3 separate regions of the Homo sapiens genome follow, and regions 2 and 3 are each linked to region 1. The links are chromatin loops, found by intact Hi-C in ENCODE. Cell type or tissue: ascending aorta. All regions are shown on one strand. Region 1 overlaps LINC01885 (long intergenic non-protein coding RNA 1885). Region 2 has its middle 110 kb from the start of ST6GAL2. Region 3 overlaps ST6GAL2 (ST6 beta-galactoside alpha-2,6-sialyltransferase 2).

What was found. A loop is a pair of places that touch in the nucleus more often than their neighbours do. Peaks named below come from ENCODE experiments on the same cell type or tissue, not always from the same donor. Only the 100,000 strongest peaks of a DNase experiment are listed, where the experiment ranks them.
Region 2: it touches region 1 in a loop (3-fold over the local background); 1 of 110 quality-filtered maps calls a loop at or near these places.
Region 3: a loop joins it to region 1, with 2.5 times the contacts of the local background. A loop is called at or near these places in 1 of 110 quality-filtered maps.

Annotation. Positions count from the first base shown.
Region 1 is chr2:107,408,387-107,416,386 of GRCh38, reverse strand. The region is part of intron 3 of LINC01885 (long intergenic non-protein coding RNA 1885); the gene reads left to right. Among named protein-coding and RNA genes, the nearest start is that of LINC01789, 47 kb to the right of the region's middle. In ascending aorta, no CTCF peak of the experiment used is centred here; DNase peaks (open chromatin) are centred at 3,026 and 3,696; H3K4me3 peaks cover 441 bases; H3K27ac peaks cover 3,986 bases.
Region 2 is chr2:106,992,518-107,000,517 of GRCh38, reverse strand. No RefSeq gene overlaps it. Among named protein-coding and RNA genes, the nearest start is that of ST6GAL2, 110 kb to the right of the region's middle. In ascending aorta, no CTCF peak of the experiment used is centred here; a DNase peak (open chromatin) is centred at 4,947; H3K4me3 peaks cover 1,515 bases; H3K27ac peaks cover 1,758 bases.
Region 3 is chr2:106,796,045-106,804,044 of GRCh38, reverse strand. It overlaps ST6GAL2 (ST6 beta-galactoside alpha-2,6-sialyltransferase 2), which reads left to right. Exons shown (of 6, transcript NM_001142351.2): 6 at 1-2,445. Among named protein-coding and RNA genes, the nearest start is that of ST6GAL2, 86 kb to the left of the region's middle. In ascending aorta, no CTCF peak of the experiment used is centred here; a DNase peak (open chromatin) is centred at 4,664; H3K27ac peaks cover 1,972 bases.

The DNA of each region.
Region 1 (8,000 bases):
GGCTGTGCACGTCCAAACGAGATGCCATACTTAGGCCTAAGGTGGGAGCAGCAAGAGTGGAAAGAAAGGGGTGTGTCAGAGAAACACTGTACAGAAATGCACAATGGATTGAATTTGAAAAATTAAAGGGAGGAATTCGAGACTCCTATCCAAAGGCCAGGAGGAAGGAGGTGATGTGAAGAAAAGTTGGAAACTTTGGAGAATGTGTTTGAAAGGTGGAGAAACAGCTTTTACTTTCATTTTTGGCAAGTTGTAGCTCCCCTCATCATTTCTGCAGCCGGTTGAGAGACAGGGCTCTCCTGTGAAGGTTAGGTGGACTTTTGGTCCAGGAGAGACTAGTCACAGCTCCAGGGTTCTGCAGGCCATAGCATCAGCACTACCCCAGGCCACACAGCTGGCTGTGATGATTGATGTAGGAGTCCCCTGTGAGTCTAGCAGTCCAGAGAGAAAACCAGGCAGATGGGGTATTCGTTGTGGCACCACTCATGAAATTCTGCCTCAGTGGGAATGGAGTTCCTCAACCTTCACTATGCATTGCATTCAAATTTGGAACTTTTTGTTTTTTTCTTTGAAATGGAGTCTTGCTCTGTCATCCAGGCTGGAGTGCAGTGGCACAATCTTGGCTCACTGCAACCTCCGTCTCCCAGGTTCCAGCGATTCTCCTGCCTCAGCCTCCTGAGTAGCTGGGATTACAGGTGTGTGCCACCATGCCCAGCTAATTTTTGTAGCCTCATGCCCAGAGATTCTGATTCAGTTAGTCCAACGTGAGGTCTACAAATGAGATTTTTTAAAATAAGTGTCCCATAGAGTCATGAGGATCGATTGTGAAGAGGTTTTCATAGAACTATTGAGCCATGAACTGAAAAGAGATAAACGGACACCATCTCTAGGCCAGGACTTAGGGACAGATGAAGACAGAGAGCGCCTCATGACTTTTCTATCACTGCATCCTACTCATGTTTCCTGCTTAACACTTTGCACAATTTATAATTAAGTATTTATCTTTTTATTCATTGTCTGCCTCTCCCATTAAACTGTTACCTACATGAGATCTGGGATCTTGGTTTTTTATTAACCACACTAGGTTTAATTAGCCTAGTGACCACTGGCCACCTGGCACATAGATGATATAAATATTTAATGATGGATGAATGGACAAATCCAATTAATTACCTAGCTATGAAGAGGTAGCTCTGCATAAGAACATTATTCTAGGAGGTAATAAAATTCCCTTACAACCCCAGGCGCTGAAGTGAATAGCTGTAGATTGCATTTATAAGATGGACCATCTGCCCAGAATAGAAAGAATTTGTCATGCATTGATCTCAGCCAATCAGCCTCAAAATGTATTCAGGTGCATAATACCTTGATGCCATGTTGATCATTAGCATAAAGCAACTTATTCCTTTTTATGTTCTAAGAAGACAGTTTTCTTGCAAAAAAAAAATGTAGCTCCATGTAATATGTATCTCTTCATCTTAACATTTTTAGTACACATTTTTAAGAAATCACATTTAAAGGAAAAAAGGATTGTCTGTCAATTTATTTCATAATTACTGCTGGAAGGCAGATTCAGAGAGAAAGAAGACACTGAGAGCTTTTAAATAATGGTAAATGGAAAGCTTAAAACGGAAAAGTGTTTATCTGTTTTCTTTTCATTGAAAAATTTGAGAAAACAAATCACTTTTGAATTTAACTTGGTGCAGCTTGTTGAACAGGGTTGTTCCTCCTTAGGATGATGGAGGGAGACCTACTGATTCACCTCTGTGAGCTCATTGTCGTTAGCCACATCCTGCGGGACTCTCAAGAGAGGTACTTTACAGGCAGAGATCCAGTGTGGGACAAGTCCATTTGCCCTTCCTGTTTGGATCTGATGCTGGTTAACAGGCCTAGCTACACCACAAGGGGATAGGAAATGTAAGTCTTGTCTAGATGAACACTGAAAGAAAGTCCTCTGGATGAAGCTGGAATTAGAGTCCCTAACTTTAGTTTTAACCGAGTTACTCTTTATTCTTTCTGCTCTGTAGACTCCATGGCCTTAAATTTTTAACGAGTTTCATGTATGTGAGATTATCAACTATAGATCTGTCAAAATACACTCTTAATACCTTTGCATTTCAGTTGTTTCTGTTAAAAAAGTAACGCGTGGATAAGTTATAAATACTGCTAAGCTTACTGACTTCGATGTTCATTTTCAACTAAATGAGTCATGATCTCCAAAGGTATTGGGATGTCACTGGGCATCTTTTTTGACTTTTTTGTTTTGTTTGGAAAACCAACAAGAAGTAATTTTTGAGTTCTAGAACAATGTTTCTCAAGCTACATATGCTGAAATGACAGTATTTAAATTTTCTTTTCACTTATATAAAATATATAAAAATGAAATTTCTGGAAAAAATTAAAAATATAATAAAACATCATTTATTTAGTAGATTCAACAGATGGAAAAATTACTCTCAGTTATTTAAATGGCTGTAAAAGTTTCTTAGGCTCATTTTTTTGCTTATCTTGTCTCAGAATGGTGACAGTTTGTACACCAGCACCAGGCCATAGGCCACACTTTGAGCTGCACTGTGCTAAAACACCTTCTAGAATCAAGTGAAAACACTCTTGTGGAAGCATGCTTGTGTTTAAAAAGAATTAATTTGTGGCATTCTTTAGCTGTTACAGAGAAACCTGTTTTCACATTTTCTTCTTTATCTGGTGGTTTTTACATCATAATCCCAGATTTAGCTCTACAAATTGCTAATCAAGAGCAATGATCTGGAGAGTTCACTGTCTGCCAACAAAGATGTAACACTCATGGCAGAAAATGTTGTAAATTTTTTCAGATAGCTTTTTAGAAATTCCTAATTCATTTTCCTTCTACTATTTCAGTGGAGCAGAACATCAAATATTCTTAAGTAAAATAAAGAGTCAGAACATTTTGTTTGATCCAGATTTATTTTACCATACTTGCAAAAAATGATCCCAGTCATTTTTCATTAAGTGTGTTGGCTTGGGGGCAGGGCACTGTTGCTTGTCCAATTAAGAAAGATTTAGCCTTTATGGCTTTATAGGTCTGCATAGCCAATGTCAAGAGGCAGATTTTGAAATAGGCTGCGACATTACTCATGGTCTAAAATACCAAGCCAAATAATTCAAACAAATTTCTTTTTTGACTGAGTAATATTTAGTCAGTCCTGGGGTTTAAAAATAGTTCAAATTTTGACATTATTATGTTAGCTGTTTAGCCCCTTTCCAAACAAGAATGAGTCAGGGACCACATTCATACAGTTGACAAAGATTCCTGGTGAATATATCAAAGAAGATTATATTGAACACTGCCACATCAGTTGGTAAAGTGAAAATGAACCCGTCTCTTTCTCCTAGTATTGCTACCAAATCCATGTAAGTGACAGATGCAGTTACCTCTGATACCCTTAATGGTAGTTACTAAATTTTCTGTATCAACTATGATGATAACACAAAATTTCTCATTGCTACTCACAGTTGAGTACAGTGTTTAGCAGGGAAAAGAAATAGTCGTACACACACACAGATTCTTAAAAATATAACAAATAATACTGCCTGACATTAAGCTTCTCAGAATGTTTTTCTTTCTTTCCCAACTCTCACTGAGAGACTTCTGAGCTGAATGTTAGCTCAGGGTCTAAAACTGAACATCTTTACTATGACACAGAAGACAATGTTCTCGGCTGCAGCTTGCCAGGTTCTCACGTTCCATAATGATGACTGAAAGCACTCTTTGACACAAGAACTTACCAAATATGACTTTGAACATTTAAGTGGGTCATGACCCTAACTTTTAATTTTTCTTACAACCATGAAGATTGAATTTCTGAAAATCCCTTTTCTTAAAATTTCTCTTTCTGAAGCTTATAAGATACTTTTATTTTTTAATAAAAATTACACATATTTCTTTTATGATGATAATACTGCATGTGAACTCTGGAGGCATGAATCACTTATCCTAACACTGTGCTAAATTTTTCCATTTCTCTAATTCCTATTATTCATAGATCTCAGAACTGTTGAATTACTTGAATTTCTCTTTTCCCTGCTCCCTTTCACATTTGGATAAGTTTGGTTAACAATGGCGGCTGATTTTCTACGTTTATATATTGGCAAGTTCAGCTGGAGTTTGATGATGCGAAATTACTTTTTCTCTCTATTTATCAGGGCAAGGAATCTGGTTTGTGCAATCACCACTCATTACCTTATTTTGTCCATGACTTCATCCAGACACTTTTCACAGAACACTATAGCTTTTCTTAGACAAAACTACCCCTGCATCCAGAGGTTTCCAACAGTTATTCTGGTCTGTCAGCTTACAGTGTGTAGGCTATTACTTTACAGTGTATCGAGAGACATTGTTTCAGCTGTATGCTATGTAAGCAGAGCCTCAAGCATAATTAGATTCCTGAAATCCTTTTTTTCAACCTACAAATGTACAGGTTAAGGAAGCATGAGCCCAAGACTGCCCAAAACTCTCAAATGACTCAAAAATACCTATCAGAAACATTTTGCTGATATATTATGTGAACGTATACCTTACCATCCAAACTAGAACACTGCTGTGAATAAAAGGAGCCACTATTATTGAATTAAGACAAGTGTAAACAAGAGCCATCCTGCATGAGCCAGGACATATGGTCAGCCTACAGATCTATGGTATAAAAGAAGCCACAAGATTTATCTACATTGAGATGTATCTACATCATTTACCTTTTATTTATCTACATTATTTATCCTTTATAGCTTTCTAAATCCCATCTTTTGCAGTATTTAAGTAGCCAAATTGCTGCTTTGAAGTCAAAATATAAAGACTACTGAAGATTTCCCTGTTCTAACCGCTGCTAGGTTTACTTAGTACAGCTCCCACTATGCACACGTCATCTATAGTTTGCTAGCCTTATTCTTAGCTTGGCACAGTGTCATTGCCCTGTGTTATGCTGCATACCTTTCCCCTATAATTACCAACTTGGTTTTTTCAAACATCTTGACATCTATTAATATTTTACCTGAGTTAGCCCTTAGCAGAGAGTTCTCAAAAGTAAAAGAAATGCCAAAAAAAAAAAAAAAAAGAAAAAGGTAAAAGAGAAAGAGTGAAAGAAAGAAAAAGGAAACATACAGGGAGAAGAAAGAATGAATGGAGGAAAAGAAAGAGGGAAAGATGGGAGGAGCGAGGGGAGGGAAGAGGGAAGAAAGGAAGAGGAAAGGTATAACTGTGTTTATACAAACATCCACTGTGAGGAGCCCTCTGGAATGATGGCCTCCTGCATAATGTTTTCTGTCAGCAGAACATAATTAAAATAATTCAGAGATAAAATGTTCTTTTTCATAAAGAAAGTACCTCTTTGGAAGGCATTTGAGAAGTTATCTTTTTTTTTAAGAAGACATCATTAATCATTGTAACATTTTCTGTACTAACAAGATTTTAAACTGGAAGTTTTCACCACAAACACTGAATCCAAAGGAAGGTCATCAAAAGACAAGGGCTATAGAACACAAGAGGAAATTGGCAGAGGTTCAATTAAAGAGGACATTGGGTCCTGTGGAAGGATGTAGGGACTCACCCACAGGTAAGGAGCCATAGGTGGGCATATACAGAGAACCTCTTTCAAGCTATGTCTGGATTGAGACATGAAATACCACATCAGTTTGTCTTTATTTCTTGTCTCAGAGCAATGGAAACAAGGCAATTGAGGTAGGATTTAGTAAGCTAGAAAAGGCCCCTGTGTGTAAACAGTGTATATAATACATTTGATGGGAGCAATGCTTGGTTTCTCTTATGTCATATATCTCTAGGTTCAATTGTCTTTGGGTAGAAGAGATGAGGTTTCCATGAGCTAAGAGGCTGAACACCCCAGGGTATTCTGACAAAGTGGCAGAAGAAGAAAGGAATCACTAAAACCAGTTGCCTGCAGAGAAAGCAGGTAGAGAAGAAGCTGTTACATTTGATTGAAAGTTTTTACCAAAAAATAAATAATTCTAGGTAGTTTCACGTTTTCTGAAATATTGAGGTTGGTATAGGATGTTACGACACTGGATATAAATATAAGTGTGTAAATGGTAAAGTGGATCAGAAAAGTCAAAGTAAATGTGAGGACATTTTCCCTATTTTAAAATAATAATGTAACACTTTCCAACTTACTTGTTTCCCATCCTATTGCAATCCAAAAGGATTAAGGTGGGGAAGGAGCATAATTAGAAATTCTTACTGGAACTCAGGTCCTGAAGTCATAAAAGCTCTTCTTATTTTTTTCTTTTGGTCAAAATAAATAGTAATATGGTATTTTTCCCCAAGGCTATCACTATAGCAATATTTTGAGGCAAGCTAAAATTGAGAAGAAATACTTCAATTTTAAATTCTGTGTACTGCAGATAAAGGACATCAGGACATTTCTCAAACTTTAGTGAATATGATAAAACACACTGGAGGTTTGCTTTTTAAAAATGTGGATTCCTAAGTCACCTTTACAAAGATTCTGAGTCTCTAAGCCTGAGATGCAGCCAAGGCACCTGTATCATTAACTTTTATTGTTTCCGGTGATTCTTCTTCAGTCTGCATCAGGCTGACTTCCCACGCCATAATCCTTTGGCCCATCGGACCCATGGACAGCTCCCTGCAGGCCATTGGCACCCACCTCAAGCTCAAAGCTCTAGATTCTCTCTGCACAGCCTAGAGACACAGGGGGGTTAACACTGGAAAGTGACTTTTAAATAATGGAGAATGAAAACCAGTGGGTAAAGCTTCCTGCCTATAGTCCTTTGAGAAATTATTTCAATGCACATTCAACAGTTACTCAGAGGGGTTCTAGTAAGACTAAGCCCTGGGCATCCACCATAGTAACTTTTTTATATCTCTTTGTCCTTTTTCAACAATTCACTAATTCTCTCTATAGTCATGTCAAATCTGCTGTTTAAACCACCCACTGATTTTGCTTGTTTGACCAATTGTATTTTCCTTTTCTGAAAGTTCTCATTGGTTCTTTTCCAAATCTGCCTGCTTATGTTTAAAAGTATTTTATTGCTTGCTAATTGATGTGGCTCCATTCTTTTACATGGATTTCTGACATAGTATTTCTATATTATATGTCTCAACTTGCAATTATCTGAAATCCTTGAAGCCTTAAATCTGGTGCTCTTGTTTCTACTCATAAAGCAAAAAAGTTAGGAGAGATATTTGCCTTCTTTATCAGAAGTAAGTGTCACAAAGTCAACCACTTCATTTATGTTGCTTAACACTTCAGGTCTAACGATGAAAAACCCACATTTTAAACTAACTATATTAATCTAACATTTAGTAATAATTAGGTGACATTTTTATAAACTGCAAAACAAAAGAAAAAGGGCAATATCATTATTTTAAATAAGCTAATTAATTTTGTGACATCCAGTATGTATTTCCAGTCAGATGTCTCATGTTTCAATATTCTAATTCTTCGAGATAGTTTTTACAAAGTTATGTCCAGTGTCTCAAGTCTCTCCTTTGTGCCAGGGCATTGACATCTACATAGAAAGTATTCCCCTAAGTGTTGTGTTAGTACAAACGGCCAGATGGAGAGTAACAGGAAGCAATGCAGCCCAGCCATTAGATTCAGTACTAACATTGCAGGACATTTTTTGAATAAATTCAAAAATTCCCCAGGATGTGGCAATAAAAAAGGACAGGATACTGGTTAAACAAATATGGTTTTGTTAATGTAAAATATTCCCAATGCTTAGCGCTCTGGCTTTCCTAAGGGTCAAGGAAGGCATTAATTATGTGCATTCCTGAACCTAAGGGACCTGAGGGCTTCGTTTTCTGCCTCCTCCTTCTTCCATTTTGTTCCCGTAGAGCTTGGCACCATGCTGGATAAGAACAGAAGAATTATCTCCCTGGTGTTGGACAACAGAGGCTGCTAGCGTTATATCCTTTTACTATCAAATAGCCTTGCCAAAATGAGTTTGGCAACATCCTAACATGTGTCATGTGAGCTACTCCCAATCACCAT
Region 2 (8,000 bases), 420 kb after region 1:
CCTCCATTGGACTCACGACAGGGGTGAACATTTACTCCGACCGCCATACTCAACCCCTTGTGGGAGGGAGCACATGAATGAGGGAGTGCAGGACCCAGCCAACCACTCTGGGCACCAGCAGGAGCAAGCTCTGTGCGGGGCCCACGGCCAGACCAGGTATGAGTGAGTGAGTGTGGGATCTGGCCACCACTCTGAGTGCAAGCTCCACACAGGCCTGCAGCAGTGACCAGATGGGGGTGCCTGTGACCCCGAATCCTCAGTGGGAGTGTTACATTGCTGTTTTAGCCTCCACCATCTGTAGACGGCTGTTTGTTTATGGCTTAATTGGCCCAATGCCTCTTCACATAGGGTGGCTGCCCTCCACCAGCCAGGGCAAAGGGCTGGTGTGACAGCCTTTTAGGGTGTCCGCAGTCGGTGGGTCCTGAGCTCTTGTCCAGCATCCAAGAAGAATGAGATTGTGCAGATATTTGAAGGATGGTGAAAGCAGAGAATTTTATTGAGTGATGGAAATGGCTGTCAGTGGAAAGGGGAGGTGAAGAGGGGACAGGAAGGGCAAGTGGTCTTCCCAGAAGTCAGGTCATCTTCTCCCCGAAGTCCAGCTGTCTCTTCCCTGACATCGAGCCGTCTCTCTTCTCCAAAGTCTGGCCAACTCTCTCCCCTACCAACTGAGTCTGGGGTCTTTATAGGCATAGGATGGGGGTGGGGCAGGCTGTAGTTAGTTTTGGAAACGGCAACATTCGATTGATAAAAAGACATTATTCGGAAAGAACCAATCGGGAGAGAGCATGCAAACAGGAATAGAAGTTCTCACTTCTGGCTGCAGGTTTCAGACTACTTTGGCTTGAAGGTGGGGTTTCGCTGTGGACCTGCCCCTGTCTGCCTAAAATCTCCCTGCCTCCTGTCTCTATCACCAGGTGTTAACAGTCTAGGAACAGCTTAGCAAGGCCCTCCGATCAGGGTCTTGTAAGGCTACAATCAAGGTGACAGCTAGAGCTGAGGTCTCATCTGATGTTTAGGGTTTGCTCCCAAAGGCATTGTTCGTCAAATTTGTTTCTCACTTCCACAGAATGCATATCAGCTTCAAGGCCAGGAGGAGAGACAGTATTTTAAAGAACCTGATTAGGACAGGTCTACTCAGGATCATCTCTCTTTTAATTAACTCAGAATCAATTGATTGGGGACCTTAATCACATCTGCAGAATCCTGTCACTTTTGCCATATAAGTAATCTAATCGAAGGAGGGACACCTGTGATATTCAGCGGCTGCCCCCATACTCAGGGGAGGGGAAAATACTGGAGGTACACACTGTTGGAGGTTGGAGAGTGGGGATCTTGGGAGCCATGGAGGACTTGACTCTACCATGGAGTTCAACACTTCCTAAAGGCTTTGAGCTCTTTAGCTGTGAGTAAGTAAAGACAGCACTGGTAACAGACAGGGACAAGTTCTATCTTCAGATAGGATGAGTGGTTCTAAATGCTACCTGTACTAGAATCATCCGGGAGCTTTCAAAAATGCTGAGCTAAACCCAAAGACCAGAGACAGTGATATGTTGGTCTGTGATGCTGCCTGGCACTCTAAGACTCCTCAGATGAGTATGCTGTGCAGCCAGGGTTGACAATCTAGCCTTGTAGGAAACATGTTTTCTCCCACTCAGTCCTAATGAAGGAGGCCATTCCAGAAAAAGGAGGGTGGTAACACAGTAGTGGCAGGTTTTGGACTTTACAGTTTGGCAAATGCAGAACAAGTTGCATCGTACAAAACTGTATCTCAGATGATCCTGAGAAAGGGAATCGGTTGGGGCAGATAATTCTTCTCACCACTTTTTTTTTTTTAAGATAAAAAGATGTAAATCTGAGACTTACTCCAGATCACATAGCTGCTAAGGAAAATAGCAAAACTAGGATTCCCCTCTCCATATTTACTGGTTGTCTAACTTTGGACAAATTGCTGAATTCCTCTGCTCCTCACTTTCCTCATCTATAAAAGAAGGGAACTTTAGTGCCCAGCTCAGAGCATCGTTGAGAAGATTAAGAGAGTTGCTTTGTGGAAACAAATGGCTTGAGCCCCAGGCTGAGGGGTCCAGTAACAAGTCCCTGGTGCTCAGAGTTAGAGTAGGACAAAAACTTTGTGACAGTACAGAAGAGCTTGGCCATCCTTGGAGTCTGGATTAGAATTTGTATACAATTGGATTAGATTTCACTGGGAATGGATTAAAAACTAAGGGGGGAAGGGTGCACTGTCTATTTGATATTCTTGATTGGGATTGGCTCTAGGCAAAGGCAGAGTTGAATTTGCTTCAGTATCCAGCTGCCACACGTGTCCTTTTGTCACATCTGAAGTGCTTTTTTATCATCCTCCACCCCGACTCAGACTAGCACCTCACTGATGCTCCTTCTGCCCTCCACCTCCCGAGAATCCATACTCTAAACAATTCCACCCTGGTCCTCACCCTTTCTCACAACTGAATCTAGGTATCATTTGTATAATTACTGTCCCCACACTGCAATATCTAGATCCCTTCCATTTTCAGACTCTAACTCTGCATTCTTAACTACGGACTTGCAGTATGCAGTCCTGCAGCCCATGAGCATCTCAAACTCCACAGCTAAATCTGTCCCCTTCTCAGCAAATGTGCTTTCACCCTCCTCAAGGCCAAATCTGGCACCTGGGGCCAACTTAGAATCCTCCGCTTCCTCACCCAGGTGGCCGAGCTCAGTGGGGTCCTTCCACATATGTGCCCATCTCCTCTGGCCCGTGGACAGTGCTTCAGGTGTTCAGTGATTTCAACAGCCTTCTCCATCTCGAGTCTTACCATCTTCTCTCCAACTGCTTCCTGCACAGCAGGCACAGTCACCCTTGTAAAACATTCCACAAAAGGGGCGATGTCACCTCCCTCTTTAAAAGACCTCATCACCTCTCTGCAGAGTTCCAAAGCTCTCCTCCCTCCCACAGCTTTCCATGGTGCAGTCCCCACAGTGGAAAGCTGTCCTTCCCAGGTCCCCACACCTACCATGAGACCAGTACCATCACAGCTCTGATCTCCCTCTGTTCCTGAGTCCCATCTCCCCTGCTAAACTGTGAGCTCTGTGAAGGCGAGAGTGGCTTGGCAGGTACAATGCCTATGTACAGTATGACTCAGTGAATATTTGTTTTGTTTATTGACGCTACAGTGCAACAAAACCTAGCTTCCCGGGGTATCTGTATTTCAAGCCATAAGCTTTTGAGGTAATGGAATATATTAACTTCTCAGCTCCAAGCTGGATTAATTCCCCTCCTCTGTTCTTCAGTGAGGCACCCATATGTATAGGCCACTTTTAAGACATTGTCTCAATCACGAAAAAATTCTTCAGGGTCAGTATTGTGGTGACCCTTTAACACATGGCAAAAGTATGGACTTTAAGAGAGTCTCAGTCTCTTCCTCTTAGAGCATAGGAAGAACCCAAACTAAAAATGCCCTATAGACTATGGACATCAGAGCAGGGTGATGGCTCTCCTCTGTTTAGAACCACAGAAGAGGAAAACAAGGCCAGCAGGCTGGCTCCCTTGATGTGGCCAAAGGAAGGACCTTCCAGTGGCAAGACAGGTCTCAGAAGCCCAGATTGGGGGCAGAGGAGTGCATGTTGGGGAACACCTGATCCAAGGAGAAGGCAGTGCTATCCATAAAGCTGCTTCATCTTGGTTATGTTTTCCTTCCATTAAAATAAGTAAAAATTTCATCTTAAGCATTTTTCAAAATTCCTTGAGCCAAATCTAGATTCTTTTTGAGGCTTGGGGGAGGCAAGGGAAATGCAGCCTGGTTGAATAATAATTAATGGCGCCCAGAACCACGGCTGTGCACACTGATGTTTTGCAGGAGCAGGTGACTGTGTTTCTGCCGTCTGGCTGAATCTCATCATCATGAGTGCTTTCGGATATAGAGCATGTTTCCAAAAATAAGTGCCCTATATTTCTCAGGGCTGGTAACTGTGCCAACAGCTGCAGCAGAACTAGGCAGGCACTGAAGAGGTTAAGCCAGCCAGCAGCATCTCATCAGTGGCCCAAATAGCTTAATAGCTCCATTTTCTGTGTGTTTCCAGTTCTCACCTACTTCCTGAGCAATTCATCAGGAGTGGAGGGGCATGTGCAGGATCGCCATGTAACGTGAATCCTGATTCCACGTTTGCCTTTTGTGGTCGGCTTTACAAAGTGGAAATGCTTCCAGTCGGTTTTATGACCTGCAGCCACCTGCCGGAGGAAGCTTCTGACAACCAGGCTTTCAAAAAGGCAGGATTGGTTTGTTTGTTTGTCCTGTGGGATCCTCCTCTCTCCTATTAATCTCCAATCAGCTAATGGCATCAAAAGATCGCCCTGGGTAGGAAGCAATGTGATAAAGGACAGGTGAAGGAAGTCAAGGAGAGAAATGATGTGGAAGGCTGGAGGGGAGGCTCCCACCCACAGACACAGGGGCCACAGTCGGCCCTGGACACACAGAACACCTTTAAGAAGGCATAAGAACTGGAAACCTGAAATTACTTTCTTCTGACATTGTCTCTTTCTGGATCTGCTCAGCTGGAAAGCCCAATGCAGAGCGATTTGTCTTTGTTCTGACTTCTGTTGTATTCCATGTAAAGCCATCACCCCAGGAGACTCGAATTTCCTGTGGATGTTGATGTGCCCATATCTGCAGTGACAAATCAGCGAGTAACTTATTTTTAGAGATCTTGTGTTCACCCTGCCAGAAATACCTTTTTTTCAAAAGGGGAAAATAAATTACAAACACGCTTTAGTCATCTCTCTCAGCCGTACAGTGTGAAAAATGTGTGATTTATGACCCTGTTTTCTCACAGCCTATTATATTTCCCTAAGCCTTTCCCCAAGGACTGCTAGGGTTTCCATTAGCCTACATGGCCATTTCAACACACATCACATTGAATACAGTTCCCAGGAAACTCGGCGTTTCTTGGATGGGAGTTGAAGTGTTGCAGGGAGCTCGGGAGGGGTGTGAGAGCCTGAAGCTGCCACAGTGGCCTTCCAGGCACCCAGAACAGCCCTGTACCACTGACTCCTTGACCAGTGCTCTCCTTCTCCTGCCGGGGGACAAGCCCTGCATTGTCTTGGTTCTTAAAAGAACTAGAGGTTAGCTGTGGTGGTTATATGGTGGAGGAATTAACTTGAGACAGGTTGGTTCCAGAAATCTTCAGCAGAGCCCCTTAAGTTAATAAAAATAAATGTGTGTGAGCTCTTTCAGGTTCTATGGTATTTTTAGAGCCTGGAATCCTGTCTGGCTCATAGTAACGTGGCTCATAGTTGCCTATGGTATCAACATGGGTATCATGGATATTCATTGATCGCCTATTAGTGCCCTTCATCACAAACTCTGTGGAAAGTACAGCTACACACTGTCCTTCACTGATTCTATTTTTTATTCATTCAATTAATATTTATCAAGCATCCTTTTCTGTACCAGCTATGGTTAGTCACAGGATCTTCGCTGATGGATGAGACCTAGTCCCCAGGTTGCTCACAATGTTGAGGGAGATACAGATGTAAATAAACATGAATCATGTGCTGAGTCTTGAACGATATTACGCAGAAAATGTTGCAGGGGTAGCTTGGTAGAGAATGACTAACTTGGAGCTAGAGGATTCTACAAACAGTACGATACTTGAATTGGACCAGAGGATAATATATTAGTCAGGGTTCTGCGGAGAAACAGAACCAATTGAATGTGTGTATGTGCATATGTGTGTGCACTGAGAGAGAAAGAGAGCGATGTATTGTAAGGAACTGGCTTACTCTATCATGGGGACGGGCAAGTCCAAAATCTGCAGGGTAGGCTGGAGACTCAGGGAAAACCATCAGTTCCTGTCCAAATGCAGTGTTCTGGCAGAAATCCTTCTTGCTCAGGAGACCTCAGTCTAAGACCTTCAACTTAAGACCTTCAACTAATTGGTTGAGGCCCACTACTTCAGGGAGGGTCATCTGCTGTACTCAAAGTCTACTAATTTAAGTGGTAATCCTCCCCACTGCTCCCATAATCACCTTCACAGAAACATCTAGAATACTGTTTGACCAACTATCTAGGTACTATGATCCAACAAAGCTGACATACAAGTTCAACCATCACAGATAGAGGCAAGACTTGGAAGGTCAGGAAAAGGAAAGACAGACTTTTAAGTTTTTTCACCGCCCTTCCTGGTCTTCAAGATGAACACCACATTCCTTAGCAAGCTAGTCAAGGCCAATCACGGAAGGCCCCTTGGCAGTGTCTTCCAGCCACACATTTGCCACTTCTCCATGTTAGATTCATACACCAGCCAGAGCCAACTACTTGTAGCTGCTGAAGGGGCTCTGTGCACTTGTAGCAGCGGGGGGCACCCTCTTCCCTGGCCCAGCCCACCGCCAGCCTGGACAACTCCCAGAACCCTGTACCCTGGGAAGCCTCCTCTGCTCCCCAGCTGAGTCAAAACCTTAAATTGCAAACCTTAAATTCTACAGTGAGGCATTTCAACTTTATCTCTGGTCAGAGGGAGTCATTAAAGTTTTTTAAGCAGGTCAGATTTTTAACTCAGATCTGGTCTGACTTTCTAAAAAATCACCATGGCAACAGACAAAGATGGATTCGAGGAGGAAGAGGCCACAGGCAGGAGCCAGGTGGTAAGGTAATGAACTCAGGATGGATTCAGGGAGATAAAACATGTATAATCAGGTAGAAAAAATATCAAAGCCAATGTGAAGATCATAAATTTATACCCTCAGAGTTCATGTGAGAGAAAAGAAAATAAGCATTTATGGAAACCCTGCTATGTACCAGAAACTCACACATACCACCTAATTTTATGCTCATAATAGCTCTTTTTAATAGTATAATTACCCATTTTCAAACCCGCAGAAAATAAATTCAGAGCAAAATTACCCTAAGTCCCAAACTAGATTCAATTCAGGTTTCATGAAGTCTGAAGTATTTTTTACAATTTTTGGCACTTCTTGGAGTACAAAATCATAAATATAAAAGTAGATATGAAACTGCACATATACTTAAAATGAGAAAAAAACTACCACTTCATTTTTTTATTTTTATAGATTCAAAGATACAAATGCAGTTTTGTTATATGCACATATTGCCTACTGGTGAAGTCTGTGCTTTCAGGGTACCCATCACCGGAACAGCAAACATTGTACCCAATAGGTAAGTTTTTCAATCCTCAAGCCTCATCCAGCCTCCCTGCTTTTTGAGTCTCTAATGTCTATTATTCCTCTCTGAAATTACAACTTTTAAAAGCAAACCAATAGATCCTAAAACCCAGTAAAATAACATGTTTTCATGAGTTAACTATCAACTTTTGTAATACATTTCCCCAAAATGTTTACGTGTATATTCCTTGATCTTTTCTATCACCATGGTTTTATAATATTTTCTATGAAAAGAATAGAAATATAATTCTACATATTTTTCTCAGCTTATACTTGATGAGGTGAGTTACCCCAGGGAACATTCCTTGAAGTCAATCCCATACTGGGCTAGCAATATATAAAAGCATATAAATAAAAATAAAAAGCAATATATAAAAGCACATAAACATACCCCTCTAAAACTAAATTAAATACATTCCTCACTCAACTTCTTTTAGCTACATCCCAAAATTGATCAGAAAAGAAAGAAAGTTTCTTTTACCTTCACAACTCTATTTTGTAATGTCATGTAAGTTTTTACGATTATTGTCAAATTTGGGAAGATTTTCATCAAGTTTCTTTTTAATATGATCTGCAAGATTTCAGAGCTTTTCAAGTCTTACTCAGTGACTCATCTTAGATTCTCTTTGAATTGTAAATGGTTGGTGCTTCTGGCTCCACTCAGATATGTTCCATGCCAGGCACCATAGGATTTTTTTGCCACAGGACGTCTAGCCCCAAATCCCTTTGTTACTATACCTGGTGAGATGAGTTAGCCCAGGGAACATTCCTCAAAGTCAATCCTATACTGGGCTAGCAATAGCTGACCAATATACAAAACCACATA
Region 3 (8,000 bases), 610 kb after region 1:
AGTACTGACTGGGCGTTCTTCTATAAAAGTTTAAGTTCTTTGGCTTCTAAGAAAATGTTGGGCAGTTACAGTTAACTTGATGACTACTTCTAGTATTAGCCAAATGGGTCCTAAGTGGCAGCATTTTGCCAGACATTGACTAAATCCTTACATGCCACATTTACTGAATTCCAATAAACATATAGTTCTTCTGTGGAGTAGTTAACAGTAAGTGGCAGCTCACTGAATTTCTCCCAGGTTCTGTCTCTTCCAAAATCCTCCATCCTCTCTTATGAAGGGAAGCTGATAAAAAAAAATCCTCTTGGTGCAAGCTGAAGCTGTTAAGGATTCCTTTTTTCACTCTCAGGACCAACAGACGTTCTTTTGTATTTCAAGATAATTTCACCTGTTGTTGTTGTTGTTGTTGTTGTTGTTGTTGTTGTTGTTGTTGTTACAAAGAAACAAATTTTGAGCAGCAATGACAATTCAACCATATCTAGATTCTCCCTACCTTATTTCTCCAGCCAGTCACACCAGGCAGACGGGTAACCTTTAACAGACCTGGTGTTCTCATGGAATACCGATGCTCGTCCCAGGGAGCTGACCTTTCTCACTATGTCCTTATAGAGCTGCTCTTACAGAGAACTTTGTGCTCAGGACCAAGGGATGGTCAATTAAAAGTTGCATGTAAGCATCAGGCTTGGATGGGCAAGGGAGGGCTTTTATACATCTTTGAACGACCAGGTCTTTCCTTGTCTGCCTGAAGGCAGAGCTTCGAGAAACAGCACTTCCCATGTGTCTGGTCCTCTTGGTCTCTCAGCCAGACACTTAATCAATCCTGGACTCTCCAGTAGTCCTCAGTCATTGTAGCCATAGCATCTGCAAAAAAAGAAATGCTAAAATAATCATTAGCGTTTTCAAAATTAGGAAATCAAAGTAGCTGGGTCACTCTCTTACATGTGTATGAGCCAGTTAATTCTGCTGGACAGATCATACTTACGCTGCTGATTGACTCTTCTGAGCAGTAACACATCTCCTGAATTAATTAGGTAGGTCCCGTTTGGGTGCTTTAAGTGGGATCAGTCTTAGATGAGTGCCAGTATGTGATTGAATTTCATACGCACAAATGCCATGATTCAAGTTCTCTCTCCAGTTTTTCTTATAGATCAACACACAGTACATGTGGTCAGTTACTTGGTTGAATTTCTGCTTAGCTGTGGTAAGAGACAGAGAAAGGGAGTGAGGTGGGACCAGGGGAATTATCAGAAAGACATGAGTGAACCTATTGGCCAGGTAGCTTCCAAGTATGTTCTATTGTATTGTCTGTTTTGATTCTGATAGTTTAGAACTCTTTCTGATAGTTTAGAACTCTTACCCAGTGGTTACATGACTGATCAAGGCAACTCCATCTGGAAATTAATTGCTTGGGTAAAATGTCCCTGAGTTTCAACTTGTCTTTTATCTCTGGATATTCTCTTATGAGATTATTATGCATGTTTCTGTCACATGGGCATTATTTACACACTTGATAAATGAAAGGTATTTCTCTGTCCGTTCAAGGAAATAAAATGTAAGTTCTTGTTTTATTAAATGAATGAAGCCTTTTGGTTAAAAAAAAAGTAATGTAATATGTTTCTGTTCAAACTTGAGCTAATGACATTTAAGGAATTAAAGACATTGATCTAGTTCTTAGTATGAAAAGTGTACATGTAGATATAGTTATATAATTGTGTATATACATATCTACACACATGGTTGGTTTTATATTGCTTTTTCATCAATATTTTTGACTGAAACCTTTACAATAAATTTTATTTTAATTATGTAACCACTAATATTTTGAGAGAAGGAAGCAAATGTTATATGTCCTTCTGTTAAAAGAAAAAAAATTCAGTCCTCCGCCAACCGCTTCCCACACACTCATACTCTGCACATCTTGGCTACATTAAAATGGACTGACAGAATTATTTAAAAGGCACTATGAAGGTAGAACACTACCTTAATATTTTATCCTAGTCAGAAGCCTGATTTAACACTGAACTTTGAAGGGAAGCTTAGCTGTAGCTCATGGCTTTCAAAGATTAGAAGAAACATTTACTGGTTCTATGGAAAATAGTCTTCTTGCTAGGTAGATTGGAAACAAAGAAATTGCATTGGTGGTGTTAAAATCTAACATTTATAACAAATCCTGTTTTATTCTAGATGAAATACTTAGACAATTCTTCCAGTGGAAACCAGTGAACTTTTTTAACAGCTTTGGGAATTCTTTTGTATGATAATTTTTAAAATGAAATGTGTACTCTTCAAACTAATTAAAGCTTGAAGTTTTCCAGGAGTCGCATTTTAAAAGTGTTTGTACACATTTTAACACTTGGATATTTTCTATTTTGGTTTTGTATATTTTTATGTATACACAATGTACAGACTTTTTTCTTGTAAATAAAACATGTTTTCATTTGTCTAGAAGTTTCTTGTTTTAATTCGTAGAAGTTACACATACAAATGAGCAAGTGGCAAAATAACAATCCATCCCTAGGAAAACAAATGGCAAAGCTGAAATCTAATTAGAAGACTGAGTGGCGACAGAAGGAACAGCAGCAGGCCTTCAGCCATGAATATGGACGCAGCCTGGGCCTAAAACCACAGGTGGGCGGGTTTCTTTCTTCCAGGGATTAATGGCCACATGCCGGAGAATGAAAGTGGCGAAATCAAGTGGAAAAGGCATATATTTAGGCTAACAAATCTTGATGTTGACTTAATAACCCAAGATTTTGATGAATGCATGGCTTTGGGAGACTCTTCCTCAGCTTGACAGGGCATTAAGTCTTGGAAAACATAAATAAGTTATTCGAGGAAAGCCTAAAGACAGCTGAGTCACCTACAACCCACCACAATGTCAAATTGGCCTTGGTATTTTCATACTTGTGACATGAAGAGAAAATCAGTTAATTAGGCTCCTGGAAAGAAATTCTCGGTCATTTGCGCTTTCTGTTTAGAATGTGAGGAAATCCTCAAATCAAGAAAGTCTTTGGGGTTTTTGATGCGAGGACAGTGTGAGCAGGTAGGAAATTCAGAGTCATCCATCACCTCAAACAGCTGTGCTGAATCAGAGAGGACTCTCACCACCTTCATGCTGTTGTTGTGTTTCTTTCCCCACAAGATGACCACTTTCTTCCAGCTAATTAAAAGGTAGACATGGCTGCACCAGCCCTGATCGGGAAGGGCTGGAGTGGATCACTGGAAGGATATTGTTCCATGCTCTCGGAGAAGCCAGGCATGCGCATACTCCAGGGACTCTGAGGGGCACACACAGAAGACTTGGTGTCCATTAGCACTAGATGCTGCCGGGAGGATTCAGAGGAAGAGAAAGGAATTGTATAAGATACGTTGCACTCAGAGACAGCAGGAGCTAGGGGAAGGAGGTGAAGTGAACAGCAGAGAGAGAGAGAAGGCTAAAGTGAGAGGGAGTGAAAAGTAAGTCCAGGGGTCCCAGATACCATTTGCGTATCAAAATCATCAACTCAGAAACAGAACTACCTCACAACCAAAGGCATACCCAGTCAACCCCACTGAATGCGCTGAAGTGCTATGTTCAAGAGACCCTGGTGCACAAAATGTGGCAGGGAGAACGCCCTCCTGCACTAGATCTTTGCAAGCCCCTCATTGCCTAGAGCACGGGCTGGCCCACAGCCTACTTTTGTAAATAAAGTTTTATTGGAACACAGCCATGCTCATTCATTCACATGTCTATGGTTGCTTTCACCCTACAAGGGTAGAGTTGAGTAGTTGCAACAGAGACTTTGCAGCCACCATGCCTACCTGGCCTTTTACAGAAACAGTTTGCTGACTCCTGATCATGAATACAATCTGTGGAAAACTCTTTGGGCTGGTCTTGTGGTAGACGATGTACATGTAATCCTCATAAGACCACCTTCTAAAATAGGTATTATATTAGCCAAGGAAAGTTGAAGTCAGAGCAGTTAGGTGTCAGCCTGTGACACACAGCCAGGAAATGACAGAGCCAGACATGCAATCTCTGACTGGCTTCAAAGCGTTTGGTCAGGAGCATTGTGTTAGTCTTCTAATAGCAGCCTTGCCCTGGGATGCTGACCTAACACTAAAAAATTCTACAGAGGATCATTGCACTTTGAATATTGTGAGAAACTGTGCTTTCAAATTTATGGAGACTAACATTGGGCTTTTCCAGAGGCTTTTCCAGTCCTCTAAATCCCCAGAGCCCCGGAGTCTTTCTGAACTGTATGTGTCAGTCAAGTACAATTATTTTGTTATAAGAAGGCAGCCTCTGTGATTGTCACGGCCCAATATAAAGAGTGCCTCTGATGTGGTATAGAGAAAGCAGCCAGGAAGGATTGACATTCCACAAGCTCTATGCCCAGCCACTCTCCTAGCTCATTGTATCATGTTGGAGAAACAAGCAGTACTTAAGAATGAGGAACCCCGTGAGAAGCTGATCAGAAAAGTCAAAGCAAAAGAAAAATCAATGACTTTGGAAAATATGTCTTTTCTTGTTATTGCTGGCTTACCATCCCAAGGATGGGAAAAAAAGGAGATAGAAACAGCAATATGCCCTTTAGTTTTTAAAACAACGCTGGCATGAAGAGGTTAAAGGGGGTATGGGAGAGCCCAGGAGGGTGCTAGAAAACCTAGAAGAAGACATTTCAGGGACCTCAGCCACCCACGTGGGCCCAAGTAGACGGAGAGCTAGCAGTGATGGTGACTCACTGAACTCATTTTTAGGAATATTGTGCAAGAAATTGCATTCTCACACAACTTTCTTCCAAAAACTACATAGTAGGTATGTGTGAGAAACAAATATTTTTCCCTAAATTTATTTCTTACCTTAAATCCCCTTTTCAATGCAAGGTAAAAACTACCCTATTTCATCTAATCTAAGACATCACTAAGCATAAAATGCACCATTCTTTTGCACCCCAGTACAAATAAAAACGTAATCAAACTAGAACATGAGTCTCCTGTCCCACTTAGGTGTGCACTGTGAAGCACAGTAGCCATGAGCCACGTGTGAATTTGGCATAGTTGAAATGTGGCCAGTCCTGAATTGAAGTGTGAAGTGGAAAATACAGGCTGGACTTCCAAGACTTAATATGAAAAGGTGAATGTAAAATACCTCAATAACTTTGTTATATTGAGTACATGTTGAACTGATATTTTCAATATATTTCTTCAAATAAAAACATGTTACTGAGATTAATTTTGACATTCCTTTTTATATCTTTGAACATGCTTACTAGAAGATTTAAAATTGTCTGCTCACATTATATTTCCAGTAAACAATAGTAACTTCGAAGTTTGTAAAAAAAAGCACTTTAGACTTATTTAGGCATAGATTTTTCATTACATATCACCAAGGGATATAAAGGAAAGCACAATATGTGTGAAACTGACCATTTAAATTATTCTCAAAACATTTATACTTAACAGTAATTCTCTTTCGAATCACTTTTTGAATGAGTCATTAATTTCTATGATTTTTTTCCTTTTTTTCTTTTTTTTGTTTGAGTCAGAGTTTCACTCTTGTTTCCCAGGCTGGAGGGCAATGGTGCGATCTTGGCTCAGTACAACCTCCGCCTCCCGGGTTCAAGCGATTCTCCTGCCTCAGCCTGCTAAGTAGCTGGGATTACAGGCTTGTGCCACCACGCCTGGCTAATTTTGTATTTTTAGTAGAAACGGGGTTTCACCATGTTGGTCAGGCTGGTCTTGAACTCCTGACCTCAAGTGATCCACCTACCTCAGCCTCTCAAAGTGCTGGGATTACGGGTGTGAGACACTGCGCCTGGCCAATTTCTATGATTTTTTTTCTATCCCAAATTGTCTTCTGCACCATCAGAAGCAATGGCAATGCACTAGTTTTAAAGAGCACTCCACGACTGTTTCCAGGATTTTCTTCTAAGGTACTGGTACATTCTGTAATTATAACCATGAGTATGCCTGAAGATCAACAAAGCAAATTTCTGAGCTAAGAATGATAATTAATTCCTCAAGTTTATAATTTATCTTCATTCATGACTTAATAGTTTTGTCATTTGCTGGCATCATTAGCAGACAACAGTAGGGGCCAATCGCTTAAGAGAAAAATATGGACGGTATACTTTACATTGAGAAAAATTTAGCAATTATCATAGTTTTTACCCCTGCAAATGAGGAAATGATTGCTATATTAATAAAGCAAGTTGTTGTTGTAACAACTCCCAAATATAAGATTTGGGTTGTGCATCCATGATAGTTCAATAGGGTGTTTGGCCAACATTCTTCCACATGGGGAATGCGGATACAGGTTCTACACCTTGAGGCTCTTCCCCCTGCCTGAGGGCTGCAGCGCCCCCCACTGCAGCCTCTGCATGAGCCACCAGATGGGGAGAGAGCAGCAGGACCTCGTGGACACTTTCGGGCCTAGCCTGGGATGGTATGCAGGACTTCTGCACACTGTGCTGAAATCAACACATGGTAGCTATGTGACCTTGTGTATATTACCGGATTTGGAAGATGATGTTGAATAGTAAGAGCTAATATTTATTAAGCACTTCATGCTGCCCAATGTCCTGCCATATCACACCACATGAAATGATGTATTTAATCTTATAGACAAAGTACCATTGATTTTGCATTTGACAAATGAGAAAACTGAGACATGGAGAAATAACCTATGTTACAGAGCTGGTAAGGGGTAGAGCCAATCCAGGTAGCTGGCTCTGTAGCCCTTGATCCCTTTGTTGTGCTATTACTGTGTTATCGACTGTTAAAAGGAGCCTGCCACAAAGCCCTATTAGCCACCAGACATACTAAACAGCCATACTTATGGACAATACGAGACAAATAATTCGCTTTCAAAAATTAGCCTCCGTCTCCCTTCTCCAAGGAAAATAAGCCTGGAAAGTAGAAAATAACATACATGTTGAGACTGAACACCCACTATGTAGCAGATGCTGCACCAACATTACCTGATTCTCACAACATCCTTGGAAGATAGATATAATCACCCCCATTTGATATACAAGGAAATAGAGGCTCTAGGAGGCTCTCCTCCTTGATCAAGGTCACTGTGGCAGGGCAGGATATGAGCCCAGGTCCTTTTTCTCAAAGTCTGTAATCTGTTCACCCCCCACTTCTTTGCGTAAGGAACAAAGTGAATACAGGTATAAAGATGGAGGCTTGCCTGTGTCAAAAACATGGGGACATCCACCATGAATGGGATTTCCAAGAAGATTGTCTTAGACTCTAGCTCTTTTATGTCCTAACTCAGAGAAAACATCATAGAATGACTGCAACAAAGCCTTGGGGAGTTCCATGCAGCCGTTAAAGCCATGTCTAAACAAAAGTGCATGATGCGGGAACTAATATGATGTAATGTTAAGGGAAACAAGTAGGATAGAAAACTGTATCTATGTTGTAGTCTCTTTCTTATTCATATAGACACACATATTTCTTATAAATTTATACACAGATATACGTACATGTCATACCTATATACTTCTATGACTTAAAAATCTTTAAAGATGGCCAGGTGCAGTGGCTCATGCCTGTAATCCCAGCACTTTGGGAGGCCAAGACAGGCAGATCACCTGAGGTCAGGAGTTCGAGACCAGCCTGGGCGACACGGTGAAACCTGTCTCTACTAAAAATACAAAATTAGCCAGGCGTGGTGGCAGGCGCCTGTAGTCCCAGCTACTCAGGAGGCTGAGGCAGGAGAATCGCTTGAACCCAGGAGGCAGAGGTTGCAGTGAGCCGAGCTCGGGCCACTGAACTCCAGCCTGGGCGACAGAGCTAGACTCCGTCTCAAAACAAACAAACAAAAAAACAAAATCTTTAAAGATGCCAAAATAATTGTAACCATAATTATCTTTGGGCAGTGGGGAAAAAGGGTACTTTCTGTCTTGTCCTAATACCTTATATTACATATATTTTTAAAAGGACAGTAAATATAATCACAAATTTTAAAAAGCAAGTTTAAAAAATATTAGGGAAGACTTTGGGTCTAGTGA